Regions from separate parts of the Homo sapiens genome. Here region 1 is linked to region 2. The links are chromatin loops, found by intact Hi-C in ENCODE. Cell type or tissue: PC-9. All regions are shown on one strand. Each heading gives the region's core, and the rest is flanking DNA. Links, peaks and the distances in the headings are about the cores only.

Region 1 (11,162 bases), core at 984-8,983, 65 kb after region 2:
TGGGACTAATATTAAATTAGATGTGCCACTTGGGAAAAAAGCCATATTTTCATAAGTAAAAAATAGACAAGTTCATACTGATGGAATATGTCTAGCTCACAGTAATCTTTTGATGCCTTGTCCACATAACTATCTTTTGTATCTCCAAAAAAAAATTTGAGGACAATTTTGAGACCCTGGTGTCATCATTTGTTGCTTTAAACTTCACCACATTTCCTTTTGCTTCCATTTCTACCACACACCTATATGGGAAACCCAACTTATAATCCTTCTAAAGTATTACATCCCAATTTCTTAAACTCCCAAAAATCTTTTCTCTGACCACATCGTATTTTCCTCTCTCCTCTTCCTGTATTATATCTACTGAACTTATTTTCTCATTGCACTGTGACTTCCAAGCCCTATATATTTTTCCATTCTTCTATTACATCACCTTTTCTTAACTTAACTTGCCATCCAACTGGGCCAGAATCCCATGACCACATCCCAAATTCTCACCATTAGGTAACTCTGCCTTTCTTTTGCTCAGCTTCCACATCAAAGCTGCCAAACTTCGTGAGAGAAAGTCATAAAATCATGCCAGTGAGATTGTTAAGCATGTATCCTCTAACTTCAGGTGTCTGCCATGCTCCCCCTAATTCATATATATTATTTCATGTAAATGTCCTAATTTCATAAATTGTTCAAAAAACTTATTTCCTTAACCTGTCTCTACCTAACCTCTTACCTTTGCCAGATGAATATTTATCTTTTACTCAATTGAGCAATCATCCACACCAAACCCATGCTGCCTGCCCAGAGATGAAATGCTACAAATAATAAGGCATAAAGTGTGATTATATAAGATTATAACATGTTGTTCCCATGGCCACAACCCTGATTTGGGTTCATATGCAGGGGCCAATTTGCCATGAAGCAAATAAGCTTTGTGGCCCTTCCTTTTTACCATCCCAAGACCTTGGAAGGTACCTGCATTACTTTTTCTGTTGCTGTTTGATAAATTACTTCAAGTTCAGCAACTTAAATAGCATAGATTTTGTCTCTCAATTTCTTTGATTTGGAAATCAAGGTATGGCTTAGCTGGGCCCTCTGGTTCAAGTTTTCTCATAAGGCTTCAATCATGGAGTTGGCCAGAGCAGGAGTCTCATCTGAAGGTTTGACTTGGGAAGGACTGACTTCCAAATTTATGAGGTTGTGGACAAATTTTAAGTTCTTCAAGGGTTGTTGGTCTGGCAGCTTCCTGCTGTTAGCCAGAAGCCACCCTTAATTCCTTATCACAGGAGCCTCCATAATATGACAACTTGCTTTATCAAAGCCAGCAAGGAAGAGAATCAGCTAGCAAGACAGTAGTGACTTATGTGTCTTAATCCCATCACGTTGCTCACATTCTGTTGGTTAGAGCAAGCCACTAGGCCAGGTTACACTCAAGAAGAACGGCTTACACAATGGGCTAAATACCAGGAAGCAGGGATTTTTGGGATCCCGGGGCCCTAGCAAAATATTCGCTAGGTCATATAATTTAATAAATTTTCAAAAATAAGACATTTTATCTGCAAATGGTTAAGACCACTATCTCCAATTCTACTTTCCTTCCATCACATGTCCCCTAGGAGCACCCCACCCTCCCTTGTCAGGTGGCATTGGAATGATTACAGGAACTTTGTAATACAGATAAGATGGAATTGAGGTGGAGATACATTTAGTTTGGGTTTTGGGTTTTGTGCAGTATGCTAAGTGGTTTGTAGTCAGTTCTTTGGGTAACTAATTTATTTCCAGTTACTCTGGTATAGGACTGGTTTTTAGAAATACACCAATTCCCTACGATGCTGACTCAACCAGCTTTGTGAGATAGAACAGAGGTCATACCTTTATATGAACATGTTCTCAGGCTTCCAGCACTGGCAGAGTTAGGGGATGAAACAAAATATTGAAAGGTATAGAGCCAGAAGCTTTTTTAAATGGGGTAAGTTCTTTCAATAATTAGCTGTGTGTGGCTGGAAGTGGAAGAATCGGTTCTTGACAAGTTCTGTCTTGCCAAGAATACATTCAATAATTCAGCATCTGCAAACATAAACATGCCATTTTTTTTCTTTTCTGATGGCTAATTTGTGATATAGAATTATTAGATTTCCGGGCATAAAACAAGAGCAAGTACGTCTCTGGGCAAAGTTGTATGTTTTATGTATTCAAACATACTAGAGGCCATCCTAGTGTGAAATTAGCAGGAACAAGTTGTAAAATTGGAAGAAAGTTCCTAAACTATCAATTGTTTTTTAAACTATTACTAATCATACCACAGAAAAAAGTAAATCATCTTTCTGTTCTCCTTATAGAAACTTATGTCACATGTCATAGGAAGAGGCAATTAAATGAATACATAGCTAAAAAGTGTAAGAAATTAAAATGTTATAAAATGTGTCAGGTTGTTGATTAAAATATTCTGATTTCTTTTTAGTTTTGCTCATAATTATGGTATTTCTTAGCCTTTAAAATACATAATTATTTTCTTTAAAAAATTTAGTTTGAAACTCAATTTTGTATTCGTTTTTTTAAAGTGTCCAAACTGCATTAGCTTTGGGGCCCTACAAAACCTGTTTGGCCTGGGCAAGGGTAGCAGCTTTCTAAATAATCTTCCTCACTTCACTCACTTCTATTCAAACCCATATTACTCACAGGTTCCAAACAATCTTCCTAAGGAAACAGTCAGTGGTCTGTGAAAAAATCTTTACTGTCTCCCCATCATAAAAGTTACCTAAATTCTTCATCCTGATAAGTAAGGATCTCAGTCTAATTTTCATTTTTACTGTCAACAACTACCTATTTTAGTTTCAGTTTTCTCTGCCATGATAACTATTTGCAACAAAACTACTTGCTGTTATAGAGGCATCACTTTTGGTCATTTCTCTCATCATTTTCCCTTTATTATCATTTTTATTTTTCAAAATCATTTTTATTTGCTACCCATTCATTAAGAGCTATCTCAAATGTTGTTTCTCTCATAAACTTTTTTCCCTGCTCTCAGAGCATGATAGCTTCTCCTACCTTCTGCATGTTTATAGCATTTTTACTCCATTCTCAGTGTTTTTGTGTTTCACCACTGTGTATTGTACTTTTAACATTTTTTAAAAAAATATTCTTATTCTCCTTATAAATCCTAAACTCTATGAAAGCAAATATTGCTTCTTTTTCATCATAACCTCTCTAGCACCTCTTAAGCTGTACTGGTAGAACAGTAAACATTATTATCTATACATAATTGAATGAATGGATAATGCAACCCTTGAATAATAAATGAATTCATTCATTTATTTCTTCATAATAAACAAATATTTATTGAGGCCATACTGTGTGCCAATACCTGTGGCCATTGCTGAGAATCTAAAAACATGCAAAAAAATAAATAAATAAATAAAAAATAAAAAATGTGCTCCTTGCCTATAGGAGGTAACATTCTAGTCAGGCAGACAAACATTAATGCAAGAATCACTCTAACTAATATAAAATTTCATCCTTAACAGGGTCTATGTAGTAAAGATGCATAGAACTGACTGTGTACAGTACGTATGATTTTAACCATTCAGGACAATTTCATGTACATTTCCCACGATGAACCAGAGATACCATTTCATTTTTAAAAGTCTTCTGCAAGGAAATAGCTAAATTATATTTGATTTTATTTAACTATTTCCATAATGTGTAATTCCTTAACTAATGCATTATTTCATTTCGAAAACTTTACAAGATTAGAACAATGGTTTGTCTCATTTCTTAAAAATCGGCATGTTTTTGGTGCTGCTTTCTGAGGGCATGAGTGAAATTGAGAAGGCCGAAGCTTAGTCCTTTTTTCTGGGTATAATGCTCCTTTTATGTGCATTGTGGCTGTTGATAGCTGAGCTGATCCTGTCTGTAGTGTTCTTTCTTAGTCTGTCAGCCGCTGACCAATGTCTTTGCTTCCACTAAGTATCTTGTCCTGCAACCTGCATTGTAGATGGTCTGCCTGCTGCAGAGGTTTCTCAAATTAGGTTATGTAATCAACTGAATTCTGTACACCCAAAAAAGATTTGCTGCAGTCCTCACTCCCCAAATCTCAGAATGTAGCCTTATTTGGAGACAGGGTCTTTACAGAGGTAATCAAGTTAAAATGAGGTCATTAGGGTAGGTCTCCATCCAACATGACTGCTGTCCTTTAAAAAAGAGGATATTTGTGAAACAGAGACAGACATTTACAGAGAAAAGAGGATGTGAAGACACAGAAAGAATGCCGTCTACATGCAAAGAATGCCGGAGGCTGCCAGAAGCTAAGAGGGAGGCACAGCCCTCAGAATGAACCAACCCTGCAGAAACCTTAATCTCAGCCTTCTGCCCTCCAGGACTGTGGGACAATACATTTCTGTCATGTAAGCCACTTAGTTTGTGGCACTTTGTTATGGCAGCCCTTGAAAACCAATACATGGTATATTGTCACAGCAAAATTTGTGCAAAACTAATATCTCCAGGATTTTTATCCTCGAGGATTTTTATCTCTCTAGGATTACTTACATTTAAGCCTGAACGCAAATTTGGAAACAGCACGCACTGTTTAAACAGTATATGGTCATTAAAATATAAGAACCAAAAGCTCTGTTGGTATCAACATTTCTTTTCTGGGACTTACTTAACTTCACCAGGCGAATCTGGCTGGGACTTCCTCTTCTCTGTGCTGCTACCCTGAGGGCAGAATGAAAGAATCCAAAAATGCTTTTCAGCTCAGGATGAAAGGGGAATGTGCAAGGAGCACAATGTAGTTTTATGTAAAAGTCTCTTAATGCTTGGGTTGCTACCATATTTACTTTAGGGATTAAAGAAACCATTGTATGTCCTGGCTCGGTGCAGAAGGCATTTTAAAATTCACCCAAATGGCTGTTCCTGTGAAGGACTGCCTGCAAAATAAATAGCTTCTGTTGCTTTCACAACAGGACAGCAGTAGGATGCTTTCCCCATCTGGTTTAAAAGGGTGAAGGAAAGGCATACAACATATATCTGCTGAATAAAAGAAGTTGTTATGTTTATTTAATCTACATGGGTAGAATTAATTTTTATAGGTTAAATAATATTCTTTCAAGAAATACTTTTTGAGCACCTATAATGTGTTAAGTGTTGAGAATACACAGGTGAGCAAAAATACGCAGAGTCCCTCTCTGAGTGAGTTGGCAGGATATTGAAGGAAATAGATAGTGAGCACACAGCAAATTGCAACATGTATAAATGTAAAATTCCAACCGTTACAAGTTCTATTAAAAAGCAGTACATGTTGCAATGATAGTTAGTAACGGAATTTAATTTAACCAAGGAGATCAGGGAAATCTTGTATAGAGTTTGTACTTCTTTTTCACTACCCAACATCTGAGTTCCCTTCAAATGTTTGGAGAATTTGCTACATGATAAGCCTTGGCGGAGTCATAAAATGCCTCCCACTCTAGCACTCTAGAGGCTGAAAATGTCAGATACTTGCCTTCCCCGCTTCCCTTGTAACTAGGATGCAATGGGGTGTCTCTCTCTCTCTCTCTCGCTCTCTCTCTCTCTCTCTCTCTCTCCCCCCCTCCTCCCTCCCTCTCTCCCTCTCCCTCTTCCTCTCTCTCTCCCTCTCCCTTTCCCTCTCCCTCTCCCCTCTCTCTCCACCCCAACCTTTCCCTCTCACATTGATGTGATGCAGAAGTGGCAGTGGTACAAACTCTACCATGCAGTGCTTAATGATGATGGTAGAGGTTTCTTCTCCAGACCAGTGTCTAAGAGTGGTTAGCATGTTATTCCTAAATACTAGGACTTGGTTCTCCAGACTGCATAACCATTCCATCTGTGAGGTATCAATATCCTTTTAATACATTATTTTTTCTGCTTAGGTCAGAAAATGCTTCTATCGCTTATAGATACAAACCTTGAATAATACAATTCTCCCTAAGTGTCACTTGAGCTGAGATTTGCAAGATGAATAGGAGTTAATTAGAGAAGAGGAAAAGCAAAGCTGTTCCAAACAGAAAGAAAATCATGGTGAGAGTGACAGTAAGGGCAGCAGTTTTGAGAATGAGGAGGAGCCAATGGTATGACTGAAATTGGACAGGTAGGTAGGCAGATCATGAAGGGGAAATCATTGGGCTGAAACGATTTTAATATAAATGGAAGAAAATTGTGAGACTTCAGTAACATTTAGGAGGTATTGTAGAGCTGCCCAGGACAGGTTGATAGCTTTAATGGCAGAAGGTGATGGAGGGAAGTATGAAGGCTTGCACAACAAATTGGATGGCAATGTCATTCATTGAGATAGAAAACACTACAAACAGAACAGATTTAGGTATGATTAGGCAGGCAGGAAAATCATGGCTTTGCCAAAGAAACATGAATTTTAAGTAATTTTAAAGGTATCCTATAGGAAATGTCAAGTGGGTAGATAAGTCTATCAGTCTATATAGTACAGAGGAGAGGTCAGGGTAGATATATAAATTTGGGAATCATTGCTATACATGTGGTAATTGAAGCTTAGATAAGCTCCCTTAAGGAGAGAATATGCAGTGAGAGAAGGAAGAGCCTGGAGCCAAGCCTTGATGGTGCCCACTGAATATGGGTTGGGTAGAGAAGGAGGCAGCAAAGAAGAAGCTAGAGGAATGTGAGGAAAAGCATGAGACTGTCTGGTTATGGAAACCAAGGGAAAGTGTGATAGCGAGGAACAGTGGGGTCTGCTTAGCTGGTTAGAATGCTCTTGAGATTCTAAGGTACAGTAAGGATAAAGAAATGTCTGAATAATTCAACAGCATAGGTGTAACTGATGATGTTAGGGAGATCTGGGTCCATAGAATGAGGGGACAAAAGCCAGATTGGAATTGAGGTGAGGAAATGAGACAGCAAATGTAGAAAATTTGCCAGCTTAGCTACAAAAGGTTAGAATGAGATAAGATTTTAGTTGGTTTGGAGGTGTGGTTTCAAGGGAGATTTATTTCCATATGTTTGTTTGATAAAAAGAGAGAGATTTGAACTTGTGTATAAGTCATGAGAAGGATTGAATTGAAAAGGAGAGGCTAAATATTTAAGATGGAGAAAGATTAACTAACACTGACAATTTCCTGAGAAGGTGAATGGGCACAAAATCTATAACTGAAGGGAAAAGGGACCGGCCTTAGGTGGCAAGAAGGGAGGGAAGGAAAGACGGATGTGGATACTGATATATTTGCATGTTTTCTAGGGAGAAATTAAGGTAGTTCTTGTCTGATGGCTTTAATTTTCTCAGCAAAGTAGATACGTTGGGTTAGGGACAGATAACAAGCTTGAGGGAAAGTAAAGGGAGGTTTGAAAAGAGTTTGAGAGTGATTTGAACCAATCAACATAGGCACATGCTGGGTAGTAGGAAGTCCCTTTAATCAGGAATTCTCCAATAGAACCAACCAAGTCTTTTGAGTAATTTCCTTGAGGAGGCAGGGCTATAGATGTACAATCTGTGCAATCTTTGTTGCAACTTCATAGCTGTGCAACATGTGCAGTTGTACAGAGCCCCACACTTAGAAGAACCCCACACTTGGTTTAATACTCTGCCATCCGTCCTTAGAAATTCTTAAGACTTTTTTTTAAAAGGAGTTCACTTTTCATTTTCCACTGGGATCTGTAAATTATGTAGCCAGTCCTGCCAGAAGGACTTTAGAGTCCTGCCCCTACTGTTCTAAGATCCTGACATTTTATTTGAAATAGTAAAACAATGATTAGGAATAGACTTTGGTCATCTTAATGGACTCTTTTTTAAAAAATATCAAGGCATAGTATTAAGAAAATTCTATTAAAATGTCTAAACATTTGTCTCATTGCTAAAATATACAAGAAAATTACCATTTTCACACAGATTGGCATTGGTGTGAGTTGCCATATCTATGGTAACTTGCAGTGTTAACCTAACTGCAAACAAACTGTGAGCTCTAAGAGCCTTTGGTACATTTCAATCAATTAAAATGATTTATTCGTCATATAAAGCTATATTTGTAAGTAGTATTATTGAGTTCCTTATAGTTTATAACTTTGGAATTTCAAGCCTAGTATGCAAGATTTGTTCATTTTCTTCATATAGTTTGCATATTTAATCAACTTATTTCCCAAACTAATGACATTGGTGTTTTTATTCTGGCCTTGTGATCCAAACAGGGTTCCCAAAATAGAGATTTAGAGGAGGGTGCAAATGACAATGTGTTTTTGCCATCTATAAAAATGAAAAAGAAAATAAAACTTTTGGTTATATATTGGATCATATTAATAAATAATAATACTGTCCATTGGGAAATGCTATGAAAATATACTGACAACTGTTCCTGGAAAGGGTCTCTAAGGAGCAACCTTGTTTGCATTGCTTCTGTAGATATTGGTGGGAAAACTGTTGAAATTTAAGTCAGATTTATAGGTTAACAGATTTTATCAAGAATAATTCCAAGGTTTCAATAATTATATTATGGTTTTGTAAGACATTTGCATGAGGGGCAGGTGGTTGAGGGATATGGAGATGGTTAATTTTATGTGTCAACTTGACTGGGCCAAGGGATGCCCAGGTAGCTGGTACAACATTATTCTGCTTCTCTATAAGGGTGTTTCCAGAAAAGATTAGCATTTGAATTGGGAGACTGAGTTAAGAAGGTCTACCCTCACCCACATGGGTAAGCCTCAGCCAACCTTTTGTGGGTCTGAAAAAAAAAAGAAAAAGGGAGAAGAAAGGCCAATTTATTCTCTGTGTTTGAGCTGGGACATCCATCTTCTCCTGCCCCCTGCCACTGGCATCTTTGTGTGTGTGCGTGTGTGTGTGTGTGTGTTTAAGAATATAACCCTTTTATTGTTCTCCAGTACCTATGATGGTTTCATTTTCCTTTAAAGGAGACAGAAAGTTTGGAATATGACTGGCTTTTTTAAAGGAAAAGAGGGGTGGATAGCAACACACAGAAGTAAGTGACTATCTTAACACATGGGAACAACTAGGCCCACACCTGGCATGCTTCCCAGCACAATCTACTTTATCATCCCTTTAAAAAATCTGGCGTAATATGTAGCAAAACATACAAGTTACTTTTTGTCTCTCCAAAAACAAGTTCAAAGGTTGTTGAAGCTGACTAGATTAGGCTTGTGAACACACACCACCAAAGAACTGCACTTTTCTCGACTTCCTTGGTTTCAGCCAGTGGGAGACAAGAGGCCCTTCAGGTCATTGGATTCAAACTGAATTCCACCATTTTCTCCAGCTTGCTGATGGCAGATCATGGGGATTCTTGGCCTCCATAATCTCATGAGCCAATTCTATTTTTCTCTCTATCTCTTCTCTCTCTCTCTCATAAACATATGTTTCTGTTAACTTCAGAAAAAAATATATTTTTAAAATTCTATTTGCTTAATTTTTATTCACATATCACTGAATATTCTCAAAGGATGTTTTATAAGGTCAATAATCCATCAGATAAGGTTGGGTGTGGTGGCTCATGCCTATAATCCCAGCACTTTGGGAGGCTGAGGCAGGTGGATTGCTTGAGCTCAGGAGTTGGGGACCAGCCTGGGCAACATGGTGATACACTGTCTCTACCAAAATACAAACAATTAGCCTAGTATGGTGGTGCATGCCTCTGGTCCCAGCTACTTGGGGGTTGAGGTGGGAGGATCTCTTGAGCCTGGGAGGTTGAGGCTGCTGTGAGCTGAGATTGCACCATTGCACTGCAGCTTGGGTGACAAAGTGAAACCATGTCTCAAATAATAATAATAATAATCAATCAGATAATATATCAGTTGAATTTTCCTACTGCAAAACTGTCACCTACCATTCCCTTCTTATCTTTTCTATGTTGAATATTCTGTTTCCTGGACCTCAGGTCTTCCCTTTTTTTCTGTTTTCTTCTCTCTCTCTCTCTTTTTTTTTTTAATTTTACTCTTTCTGTTGAAAGAGCACATATTTCAATAGCATTTCAAGAATGGGGATGAGACAAGCCAATTTCTGTGACATTTAATTGTCTGAAAATGCCCTTATTCTACCTTCATATTTGATTGATAGTTAGTTTGGGTAAAAATTTGTAAGCTGAATATTACGTCTCTCAGAATTTTAAAGACATTGTTTTACTGTCATCTAGCTTTCAAAGGGCCAAATTTCTAGTCTTCTGTATACAACCTACTTTTTTTTTCCTTTGGGAACTTTCAATATACATTCTTTGCCCAAATGAAATTTTGTAATCATATTCTTTATTGTTGTTCTTTTCAAATGTATTACACAAGGCATTCAATGTACCCTTTCAAAACATGTATTTTATTGTTCTGGAAAACTTATTGAGAGTTAGCTCATCTGCATTTTCTCTCTTCTCACTTTCTTTGACTTCTGTTGGTCATATATTTCATTTTCTGCATTATTTTCCTCATTTTAAATATTTTTATTCATTATTTTCTTCTAATTTCTATGTAATTTCCTAAAATTTACCCTTCACCTTTAAATCTCAAGTGAAAATTTTCACTCTGTTATCTTAACTTTAATTTTCAATTCCACTTTAAACTTTCTGGTGTTTCTTTCACATGTCTTCTTATTCTTGTTTCATGATGCAATATCTTCTTACATTCTGAGGTCAAAAGTTATTGTGTTTTTAGAATTTGTCTTCTACATTTTTCTCTGCTTTCTCTATGTTCCTTTTTTTCATGTTTTTTCTGTTTTGGGGGTCTCTTTATACTGAAAGTTTCTCTTAAATATCGAATTCTTAGCTAAACATTCTCATTAAATTTAAGGCAGTTAAGAAACTTGATGGAAGTTCTGTGTGTATAGGTAAAGCTTGTTAGTGAATTCTCTAAAGGATAGTCAGTGATGAGTGGAATTTTTCACTGGGTGACCCACAATGTCAGTAACTGAAGTCATTTTTCCTGAGGATGTCATTCCTCTTCTCTCCTGCCTGGGAGATTTATGCCTAGCTTCTGGAGTCTTAAGAGAAGAGAAGGCAGGGCTAGGGACTTTCAATTCCATTTGCTGACTCTCGCTTTATTTCCCTGCTTTTAGAATTCTCTCTTTGCCTGAATAAGTAGCTTTTCAGTTCCAATTTCTCCAAAGGAGAAACAGCTTCCTTCTCCTTCAGGGATAGAAGGTAAGATAAGGGTAGTTGCCTGATCCTGTGAAATGCAGGGGCCCTTTGGAACTCCCAGCTCTA
Region 2 (11,162 bases), core at 1,505-9,504:
CCACTACCCACCGCTTTCTGGTGCTGGAGGTGGAGGACATATGCTCTTCATGATATGAATCCTGGCCAAGCAACTTTGTGTCAGCATAGTGAGTGTAGGAGTACCCCAGGATGGCTGGCAATAACTATACACAGAAGTAACTACAAACCACAAAAACATATTCCTCTAAGTCCGGATGAACTCAATTTCCCCTCAACTAGATCTTAGAAATACCCATGGCCACTCCAATTGCACCTGACACAGGATAAGAGGGACAAAGGGGAAGTCAGAGTGGACAGAACCAAGGTTTATAATAGATTGCAGTTAAAAATCTTACTTTTGGCCAGGCACAATGGCTCACACCTGTAATCCCAACACTTTGGGAGGCTGAGGCAGGTGGATCACTCGAGGTCAGGAGTTCAAGACCAGCCTGGCCAACATGGTGAAACCCCATCTCTACTAAAAATATAAAATTAGAGCGGCATGGTGGCGGGTGCCTGTAAGCCCAGGTACTTGGGAGGCTAAGTCAGGAGAATCACTGGAACGCAGGAGGTAGAGGTTGCAGTGAGCCGAGATTGCACCACTGCACTCCAGCCTGGGCAGCAAGAGTGAAAGTCCATGTCAAAAAAAAAAAATCTTACTTTTGCAGACATATGAAATGTGTTTTAATTGCCAGAGCACTTCCCAGAGCCTTGTTCTGGCTCCAAACTTTTAGCTTCATTACCCGCAACAGTGAATTTGCCTCTATGCACCCAGTAGTATCCACTGCATATGAGTATGATTTCAGGAAGCTGTGAAAAGGCTGAGCCTACCAATTTGTTCATCCTTTTTTTTTAATGAGGTAATCAGAAATTGTAGCAGAGATCTGTTTTAATCTTTATATATTGAGGTAATATTTATAACTGATAATATACATACATGTAATGGCTTTGCTCAATAAACACTAAATAAGAGTGTGTTTGTTTGTTTGTTTGTTTGTTTGTTTGTTTTTGAGATGGAGTCTCACTCTGTCACCCAGGCTGGAGTGCAGTGGCACCATCTCAGCTCACTGCAACCTCTACCTCCCAGGTTCAAGTGATTCTCCTGTCTCAACCTCCCAAGTAGCTGGGATTACAGGCACCTGACACCATGCCCAGCCAGTTTTTGTATTTTTAGTAGAGACGGGGTTTTGCCATGTTGGTCAGGCTGGTCTCAATCTCCTGACCTCAGGCGACCTCCCAAAGTGTTGGAATTACAGGCATGAGCCACTGCACCCGGCCATAAGAGTGTTTAAAAAAATTTAATTAGGAGGTCATTGGGCTGAGGTGATTCTAGCACCTTGGGTTCCTGTGTAAGCAAACTCAAACCCAATTCAGTATAAACGGTAAAATAAAACTTTAACTAACCCAGAAATCACCAACTAACCTCTAGCTAGGACTTTCCAGGGGAATGAGTTGAGCGAGGCTACCTCTCCCCAAATGTTTCCTTTGCCTTGCTCCCTCATTCACCTTATAAAAGTACCTTTGCCTTTATTGGAGTCCCCAAACCACTTGCAGTCTGGAAGTACCCAGATCCATGGATCACTAAATGCTCAAATAAAGTCTTTAATAGAGTTTTTAATGCTTTAATGTGCCTCAGTTTACCTTTCCACAAGTGCAAAATAAAATATTGGCCTACGTCAATGAGTTCATGGCTGTGCCACCTGTGCAGTCATATGGGGCCACTGTGCTCAGAAGGGCCCTGCATTTGATTTAAGATTCTTTTGTTGCCATCTTGAAATTCCTTAAAATTTTTGAACAAAGGGGCTTGCATTTTCATGGTGCATTGAGCACACCACTGCAAATTTTGTAGTTGGTTCTGATTGTGAATTCTACTGTGGTATTTGTGGAAAGAGCTTTTTGGTGTTTATCAACATTACTCTGTCAGAAAAATAAGAGTAAATGTTTATCAGATAAAGTCTTGTCATATTTCTTGATCATTAACTATTTAAGCTTGCTATGCAAATCGTATCTATACTGTCATTTGTGCTAAAACAGCAAACCACCAACAAATGCCTACATGCATAAGATGGCACTGCACTCAGCAACCTGTCTGAGAGATGGAACAAATTGAAGATTCCCAATGCTCAGGTGATTCCCTGCTGTTCCAGAAGCTCTTGATTACACATATGCTGAACTTGGTTTACAACAGATAGAGCTTATGTAAGGAGGAATTGAAGGCATTTTACACTTCTGTATATTTTTGTCTGAGGTAAATTTACATATTTTATACCAGTAACTCTTGGAGAAAAGGTGTCTGTGATATTAGAAGTCAAAACACTAAATGTTTTTACATTCAGCACCTCTAACCCTGATGTTTTTCAACTTATTCAAAGCCAACTTCATCCTCTTCTTCAATATTCTTTTCCTCTAATAGAAATATCATGTACACATATCAAGTCTGTTTTCCAAAAGAAAACATCTATTCTTTTGTTTTCGATAAGAAATTACTGCACCTCCAATTGAAATGTCAAATAGTCCTAAAGAATTAAGCAAAATGATTTTTCTTCTAATTTGCATGTTACAACATGAATTTTAGGTTAACTTGTAATCTCAAATGTATATTCTAACTTTCCATTAACTTCAGTTGGAAATGTATGCAAAATTTATTTGAAGAGAAAATGGCACCAGAGGTTGATAAACATTTCAAGGATAAAGGTACAATTAAAATGTTCAGTGAGATCCATATCTGCATTATTAAAATGATGTTACATGCACATCAAGGTTACACAGTGATTTTTCTTAGTATCTGAGGACAAACTTCATAGTGTAATAAGTGGAGGTTGTTCTACTGCCTATTTTCTGCAGAGTAAGTGTCTCCTGGGTTTACAAAGCATGAGTCAAATATTGATGCTATTGCTTGTATATCTCACCAGATGGCGCTAGGAGCATCTATAATAGCTGAACATCACACACTAGCGTACTGAAACGTCAGAATTTCCTTAAATTGAAGAATATTTCATTTCTGAAAGAAAAAAATATTTAAAATTACTTGTGAACAATTTTGTCTACCTATTTATACATAGACAAATTCACATCTCTCAAAGTTTTTTTAAAAATCACATAATTCCATTGGAAATAGTGTACTTTTTACCTTATTTAATCATTGCCATTTTTTCAGAACTGGTTTTCCTTCTTTGCTTAGGAACATCTCTGATGATTATTCTGCTCCTGTAGCATTCTGCCAAGCTGCAATGGCTGCATCTGTAGTACCATAAAAGCTTTTTCCCCAAAACATGTGTAAACATCTGCAGGAAAATTAGAAATTGTGGCTGATGGAAGGTAAAATGCCTTATCTAATGTCAGATAAACAAACATGCCTTATCTAATTACCACATTGAATCCAAGTTTTCAGCCTACATAATCAGGGGTCATTAAATTATAGTTTTTCTGACTCTAAGACTCATTATATGAAGCAACCGTTGAAGTGGGTTGGATAATTGTGGCTTCAAATAAATAAAGTGGAATCCTTTATTTTGCTGATGTTGGGAAACAGCTTCTAATTTCCAAACTCCTGGCCCTCTGTTAAATAGCTGAAATTTTTTAGTATACAATTTCCACTAGTGTATAGGAGAAATTTTTTTCCCTACCCACTTATTATTTCACGAAGATGTCAAGGTTATGGATAAAGTGAATATGCAACTAGACGTCCACAAGGCTGGAGTGGACTCTCCCTTAGTATGGGTAGAAGGGTAGAACTGAAACTCACAGACAGCCCGGAGGAGGACAGAGACAGACCTACACAGGTGAGTCCAGAGAGGTGTTCAAGAAGGCAATAAGAAGTTTAACAATTGCTTGAAGTTTGCAATTAGACCAGATGCACTCTCTCTCATAGGTGGCTCCAGGAACTTTTTTCACAATACCTTGAAGACAAATCTTTTGGGACACACATATGTCCTTATTTATTAGCACTCATTGATGTTTTGCACAGAACTGCCTTGTAAGAAGATCCTTCCTGATTAAATGTACCAAATAATTAAAATTTTATTTTGGTTTTCAACTTTGTTTTGATTCAACTCTTCATTTATCTCTCTATTTTGCTTAATCTGAATGCTGGTTTATGCAAAAATTTTCCAAACAGCATTGAGTTTGATTTCTGGGAAAAAAAATCTGAAATTTTGGAACGATAAGACATAATTTGTAACATTCAATAGGTTTTATACGAGTACAAGGCATAGATGTGTGTTTGTCTTAATGAGTTCTAAAATTCACAGAATATTAAAAATTCACAGAATGTTTACTAATTTCTGAAGAATTATCATCACTGAAGGCATGTAAGATGTTAGGAAAGCATAAAACTCTATCAGTTACTAGGTGTGTGATGCTGAGTGAGATATTAACACCACCAAGCCTCAGTTCCTTATCTCTAAAATGGAGATAATGCCTACCTCACCAGGTTGCTGAAAGGATCAAATAAATGTAAATGTCTAGCCCAAGTCTGTCACTTATTGGAAGATCAGCCAATATGATTTCCTTCCTTTCCTAAACTCTCCTGCTCAGTCAGAGTAACTGGGGTTTTCTTAAAAATGGAGAGGCATGCAGTAAGTAAGACATGTTTAAAAATAATAAAACAGCATTTATTTTGTAAATAGGCAAACTTGCTGTAACTGAGCAGTAAAAATTGCTTTTAAAAATGTGTAATTGCCTATCTCTGAAGTAGAAATTATCCACAGAATATATTATTATCTGTCAAAGTCTTGTTTGATGGTTCTTTATTGCTTTGTTTCTTTTACTTGTCTGGAAAGTAGAAAGAAAAGGGAATGCAACTCTCACTAGCACCCAATCACTGATGCCGCCCAGGGAATTATTCTCAGTACTGTTGAAGACAAAATGCATGAGACAATTGAGAAGGTGATATTATTCCAGCTAGTGCCATAGGGAGAGTCCCACAGATCAGAAAATTACAGTGTCTCTGCAGAGTGGATTTGCCTTAAGGCATTTACAGGAAAGAGTAGACAAATTGCAGGTGTGGGGATTCCCAGCTGTATTGTTTTGCAATCAGAAGAGGTCTCTGTTATTTAAGTGGGCAGAAAATGTTTATTTCTGTGTCTTGCTAGTTCAAAAACAAACAGTTGTAACCTTAGCTAATCATTCATGAGATAAAGAATAGACGTTTGTAATTTGTAATCCCAGCACTTTGGGAGGCTGAGGTGGGCAGGTCACTTGAGTCCAGAAGTTCAAGACCAGCCTGGCCAACATGGTGAAACCCCATCTCTACTAAAACTACAAAAATTAGCTGGGTGTGGTGGGGTGCACCTGTAATCTCAGCTACTAGGGAGGCTGAGGCAGGAGAATTGCTTGGACCTGGGAGGCAGAGGTTGCAGTGAGCTGAGATTATGCCACTGCACTCCAGCCTGAATGACAGAGTGAGACTCCATCTCCAAAAAAAAAAAAAAAAAAGGAATAATGGGACATTGGGTAGAGGCAAAGGGAAGGGGGAATTTATACCTGGCTTTGTCAGCAGGTTCAAACAAAGGTGAAAAGTGTGTGTTTGGCCTTGTCACAGGTAAACAAGAAAGCCATTTACAAGCCTGATGGGGGTCACAAGAAAGAATGGACAGTGAGTGCTATGTGAGTCACATGGAGAAGGGTGATTCATTTCCTTAAGCTGTTTTTCAGAACACAAAACGGTGAGGCATTTCTGAAAACAAAAAGTTGGTGAGATTTCTTAACCACAACTATTTTCTGAAAGCATGAGGCTCTGGAAAAGTTCAACATTGTTAGTCCTCTTTCCCTTTTGATCAAGACAGATAAATTTCATTCACTGTTGCACAAGTCAAAGGTGGCCATAAATCTCCTGAGTGAGGTGAACCAGGGTAAAAGAACTATGCTTGCGAGGACTCTTAATGACATGATGTCTTCAAAATTAATTAAATCACCCATCAAAAAATAAAATTACAATGTATTTAGTTTAAATTTATAATTGACTTTTATTTTCAATTCTAGAATCAGGGAACACCTCATTCTATAAAATAGAGTGAGTGTTCAAATGAACTGAATGGAGGAGGTTAGATTTATAGAATGAAAAGAGCCAAAGGAAACAAAAAGAGAGAATAAAAAACAGACTCATCCTTTCAACGTTACTTTCCTTATAGGGTTCAAACAGAGGAGGCATCCTTATTATGCTGACTCAGGTACTAGAATCTGCTGGGGGTTTTTTTTGGAAAACTGACCTGTTGGAAAGTTCAGTTTGATTATGTGGCACTTAGCCCAAGTAACTCCATTATAATTTGGTCTTGTCTGCTAGGGCCTAACACAGGAAACTAGTCCAAAATAATGGCCTCCCATAAACACATCTATTGAAAGGTAGAGGCAAAGCTCAGTTGTTTTAGAGTCCTAGAGATCAGGCATCTATATGAAAAATAAAAAAAATATATATATATAAAGCTGGATTAAAGTAAAGACCCAAGAGTTCAACCCTGAGAAAGTTTGGTCCAGTGGATTCCAGAGTCAGTGGATGAAAACCTTTTGATTATGTAGCACTGCTTATGGAGTTTCTTGAAGTTAAGAAGTTAATGTTCTTGGTGATGTTGTCCAGTCTTGGTTACTTCTCATGTAAGGTTATGCATGACCTGAGCATTTCAGTGAGCTTTCTTAGTGGCCTAGACAGTAACTTGCTCAGGGAGAAATTCAGTCCATTATGGTCTTCTGTGGTGATAAGTCCCTCAGGGTATATATCAAGTCATCAGGTTTTAGCCCCCAGTCCTTCTTCAGATCTGGAGGTGAAAGAACAGCTACAAGGCAACTTTGAGTCTCGATAAGGATCTCTAGATAGTCAGACTTTTGTTCTCAGTGAGACCAAGTTAAGAGGGAGGGAGAAAAGTTGGAAATGTTAGTTTGAAAGGTTATAGCCAGATATTGAAAAAAAAAATGAGAAGAATTGAAAACATGGTAAAAATTGACAATTTGTTCAAGGTAACAAAATCCAGTCTAATCACAAGTAGGTTACAAAACCAGTTATTGCACAGTGGGGAAGGAAGCCAATTAAATCTCAACCAAACAGAGTTAGCACATCCATCAGTTACCTACAATTTATAAAGAGGCACAAATAGTTCAAAGACGATTGAATTATTGTTTCAAATCTGATAACTCAAAAAGATCTGCTATAGTTTTCCACTGAAACAAAGTTTTCCTGAACAAAGATAGTCTTTAAAAAAAACAGGGCCAGGTGCAGTGGCTCACACCTGTAATCCCAGCACTTTGGGAGGCCAAGGCGGGAGGATCACGAGGTCAGGGGATCAAGACCATCCTGGCTAACATGGTGAAACCCCGTCTCTACTAAAAAAATACAAAAAAATTAGTCAGGCGTGGTGGCGGGCGCCTGTAGTCCCAGCTACTCAGGAGGCTGAGGCAGAAGAATGTCATGAACCCAGGAGGCTGAGCTTTCAGTGAGCCGAGATCGTGCCACTGCACTCCAGCCTGAGTGACAGTGAGACTCCATCTCAAAGAAAAAAAAAAAAAAAAGAGGAAAAGGAAAGAAGAGAAAAAAAGTGATTATTCTTGATCATAAAATAATGTGGTTTCATTCTTACTGGATTTAGCCTGATTATGTACAGAGGTACAGTAAGAATGGTAATTTACCATATATATCTTTTTAAGTTTGCTTTCCTGGAAGTTATCATTAGGAACTCTTGATTCAATTTCAACTTTTATTTATGTAGTTATTTAGGTTTTGTTTGTTTGTTTGTTTTTTGGGACAGAGTCTTGCTCTGTTGCCCAGGCCGGTGTGCAGTCACATGATCTCAGCTCACTGCAACCTCTGCCTCCTGGGTTCAAGCAATTCTCATGCCTCAACCTCCAGAGTAGCAGGAACTACAGGCACGTGCCACCACACCTAGCTAATTTCTGTATTTTCAGGAGAAACAGGGTTTCACCATGTTGGTCTAGCTGGTGTCGAACTCCTGACCTCAAGTGATCCGGCCACCTCAACCTCCCAAAGTGCTAGGATTACAGGCGTGAGCCACTATGCCCGGGCAATTTTAACTTTTAAATGCCCCTTGAGGCTAGTATGCCAAGCCAATAATTCATCATCAGATTTCACCTATATATTTAGATTAATTCCTTTCTTCTTGAGGTCCCTCAAATATTCTGAAATTCTTAGGATTACCAGGAAGTAGCCTTCCTTCCTCAGCTCTAAGGCTAAGAAGGAACAGTGTAGGCCCTGTAAGCCCTTTAAACCCTGTAAGACAGGTAATGGGCAAGTTTTCCTAAGAGGGCTTCAAAAGCATCGGCTCCATCAAGTCAATCCAAGTTTCTTTAGTGCCTGGTCATATCTGATTAAATACGCATCATTATCAAATATGAAATGGCAGGCATGGTCTTGGTTGGTGAATAATAAGGACTATCCTTATTAATAACAGGACATAATTGGAAACATTGTTGTTTCCTTGTTAATGACAAGGGATACAATATAATCTCTTCTTAGTGAACCTATGCATATAACTCTGTTGCTGTGAAAATAAGAATATTTAATAAGAGTTTCTGATTTCTAGAGGGAACAAGCAGGGAAAAAAGATAAGAGTTTTATTTCTGTTTATAAAACAGAGTCTACTAAATTGTTATAAGTTATAGACAGCTTAACAGAAAAGAGAGAAAGGGTTCTTTACATCCAGAACACAGAATATTAAAACATCAACAATATTCCAAACAAAACCAACAAGTGTTACCCATTAGTTGATTTAGCCCTATGCAATGAATTCTTGTTCCACACAATCCTGGGGTAGCCATATCATGGACTCATTTGTGGACTGAAGTCCAGATATACTGACTCAGTCCACCGGGATGGCCTCAAAGTTGTTCATGCAATACCATCAGAAGCTGTACACCAAGGTACAGTGCCTGGTATAGTCCTTTCCCAAGGCTCTAAGACAGTCTTTCTTTGTTGATAATAACACACTGGCCTGTAGCTTATTGCAAGTGGTTTCAGGGAAGCATCATGACAAAACAAACCCTTTCTGTAGATGACAGAGATTTAAAATGGGTGTGGTTAGCTTATTATTAATGATTTTCAAAACAAAGATCTGAAGAGGATTTGTTACAGGAATAATACAGTTAACAAGGAAGTTTGATTCTTTCTGTGATGTGCAAAATAAAATCACTCAAAAAGTTAAAGACAAAATACAAACAAACATAAAATTAGCCATATTTTCAAAGAGTGGATATCATATATAATTTATGAAAATGGATGAACATAATTTTTACAGAGAAAAAGCCTTCAGATAGAATAATCTTGACATATAACATACATGACTAAACAAGCATACAATTAGAATAACCCAAGAATGTATCAAAATTATTAAGTAAAAAGGCTCAGTAAATCTGGAGGAGGTACTAAACATCTGTTATATTAATAAAACTCCAGATATGAGTTGCGTGAATTCCCAGTTGAAAACCATTGGCCTAGAATTCAAATTAAAGAAATAAGGTTACTATATGGTTAACATTTTCAAAAATAACTGAAATTATGACAAATAACACTATACTGATGTCTAATTTCAGACAAAAACAGATAAGATTTGATATTTGTATATCAAACAAAATTTACTGAAGTCTTTAAAGCAATTGGCTTCAGGCTATTTAAATTTACTTCATGCAATGTAATCTTCTGTTAAGCATTCTTTGTGATTCCTTTCTATCATGGTTATGAAAAGACAGTCTTCATCCTGGGACTAATCACAATGGCCAAACAAATAAAATTTTGATTTTAAATTTAATAACCATCTGCATCACATTTAATTATGTTTCCAAGAAACATAATTTTAATTAATGTTAACTTGTTTATCTCCACAAAAACTCAAGACAGCAGCCTTTAAATAATTTTACATATGGGTGTGTGTACATATATAAAATACCCATATATATGTATACATATATGTATACATATATACCCATATACATATACCATATACATATATATATATATATATATATATAAAGTTAGAGGCTGCTCTCCTTAATATGTATAATTATATATGTAAAAACACATATATCATATATATGTAAAAACATCATGTTGTATCCCTTAAATATATTTGATGTTTTGATATACACACAGTGAAATAATTACTAAAGTCAAGCCAATTAATATACCCATCATCACACATGGTTACCTTTTTTGTGTGTACGTGGTAAAAGTACCTAAAATCTACTCTTTCAGCAAATTTCCAGTATACAATACAGTATTATGAACTATAGTCCTCATGCTGTACACTGCATCTCTACTTATTCATCTTACATAACCACAACTTTGTAAGCTTTGACTTCCATTTCCTTCACCCCTCCACCACCCAATAGCTACCTTTCTACCCTCTGTTTCTATATATTCAAACAATAATCATTTTTAAAAAATGTCTTCTGATTTGTGTTAGTCCATTCTTGCAATGCTATAAACAAATACCTGAGACTGGATGATTTAAAAAGAAAAGAGGTTTAATTGGCTCACAGTTCTGCAGGCTGTACAAGAATCATAGTGCTGGTATCTGCTTCTGGTGAGGGCCTTAAGAAGCTTGCAATCATGGTAGAAGGCCAAGGGCAGCCAGCACATCACACGGCAAGAGAGGGAACAAGAGAGCAAAGGAGGAGGTCCCAGACTCCTTTAAACAACCAAATCTCATGTGAACTAACTGAGGGAGAACTCACTTCTCACCAAGGAGACTGATATGGTTTGGCTCTGTATCCCCTCTGGAATCTCATCTCGAATCATAATCCCCACGTGTTGAGGGAGGGAGGTGATTGGATTATGGAGGCAGTTTCCCCCATGCTGTTCTCATGATAGTGAGTGAGTTCTCATGAGATCTGATGATTTTATAAGTGTTTGGAAGTTCCTTTTTCACTCTTCTCTCTTTTACCACCTTGTGAAGAAGGTACCTGCTTCCTCTTCCACCATGATTGTAAGTTTCTTGAGGCCTTCCCAGCCATGCAGAACTGTGAGTCAATTAAACCTCCTTTGTTTATAAATTACCAAGTCTTGGGTGGTATCTTTATAGCAGTGTGAAAACAGACTAATGCAGGGATGGTGCTAAACCATGAGGAATCTGCGCCATGATCCAATCACATCCCACCAGGCCTCACCTCCAACATTGGGAATCACTTTCAGCATGAGCTTTGGAGGGGACAAACATCCGAGCCATGTCATAACTATTTGAGGTGATAGCAGCCTCTTTAAAA

Evidence for each region. Peaks named below come from ENCODE experiments on the same cell type or tissue, not always from the same donor. Only the 100,000 strongest peaks of a DNase experiment are listed, where the experiment ranks them.
Region 1: a loop joins it to region 2, with 12 times the contacts of the local background. A loop is called at or near these places in 6 of 110 quality-filtered maps.

The regions. Positions count from the first base shown.
Region 1 is chr7:121,473,885-121,485,046 of GRCh38, reverse strand. All of the region lies in intron 1 of LOC124901737 (a long non-coding RNA gene), which reads left to right. Among named protein-coding and RNA genes, the nearest start is that of FAM3C, 83 kb to the right of the region's middle. RefSeq lists an enhancer at 3,565-4,070. In PC-9, for the core only: no CTCF peak of the experiment used is centred there; a DNase peak (open chromatin) is centred at 4,746.
Region 2 is chr7:121,539,405-121,550,566 of GRCh38, reverse strand. No RefSeq gene overlaps it. Among named protein-coding and RNA genes, the nearest start is that of FAM3C, 150 kb to the right of the region's middle. RefSeq lists an enhancer at 5,065-6,264. In PC-9, for the core only: a CTCF peak has its summit at 2,881 (motif pointing right); DNase peaks (open chromatin) are centred at 2,876 and 5,546; H3K27ac peaks cover 3,112 bases.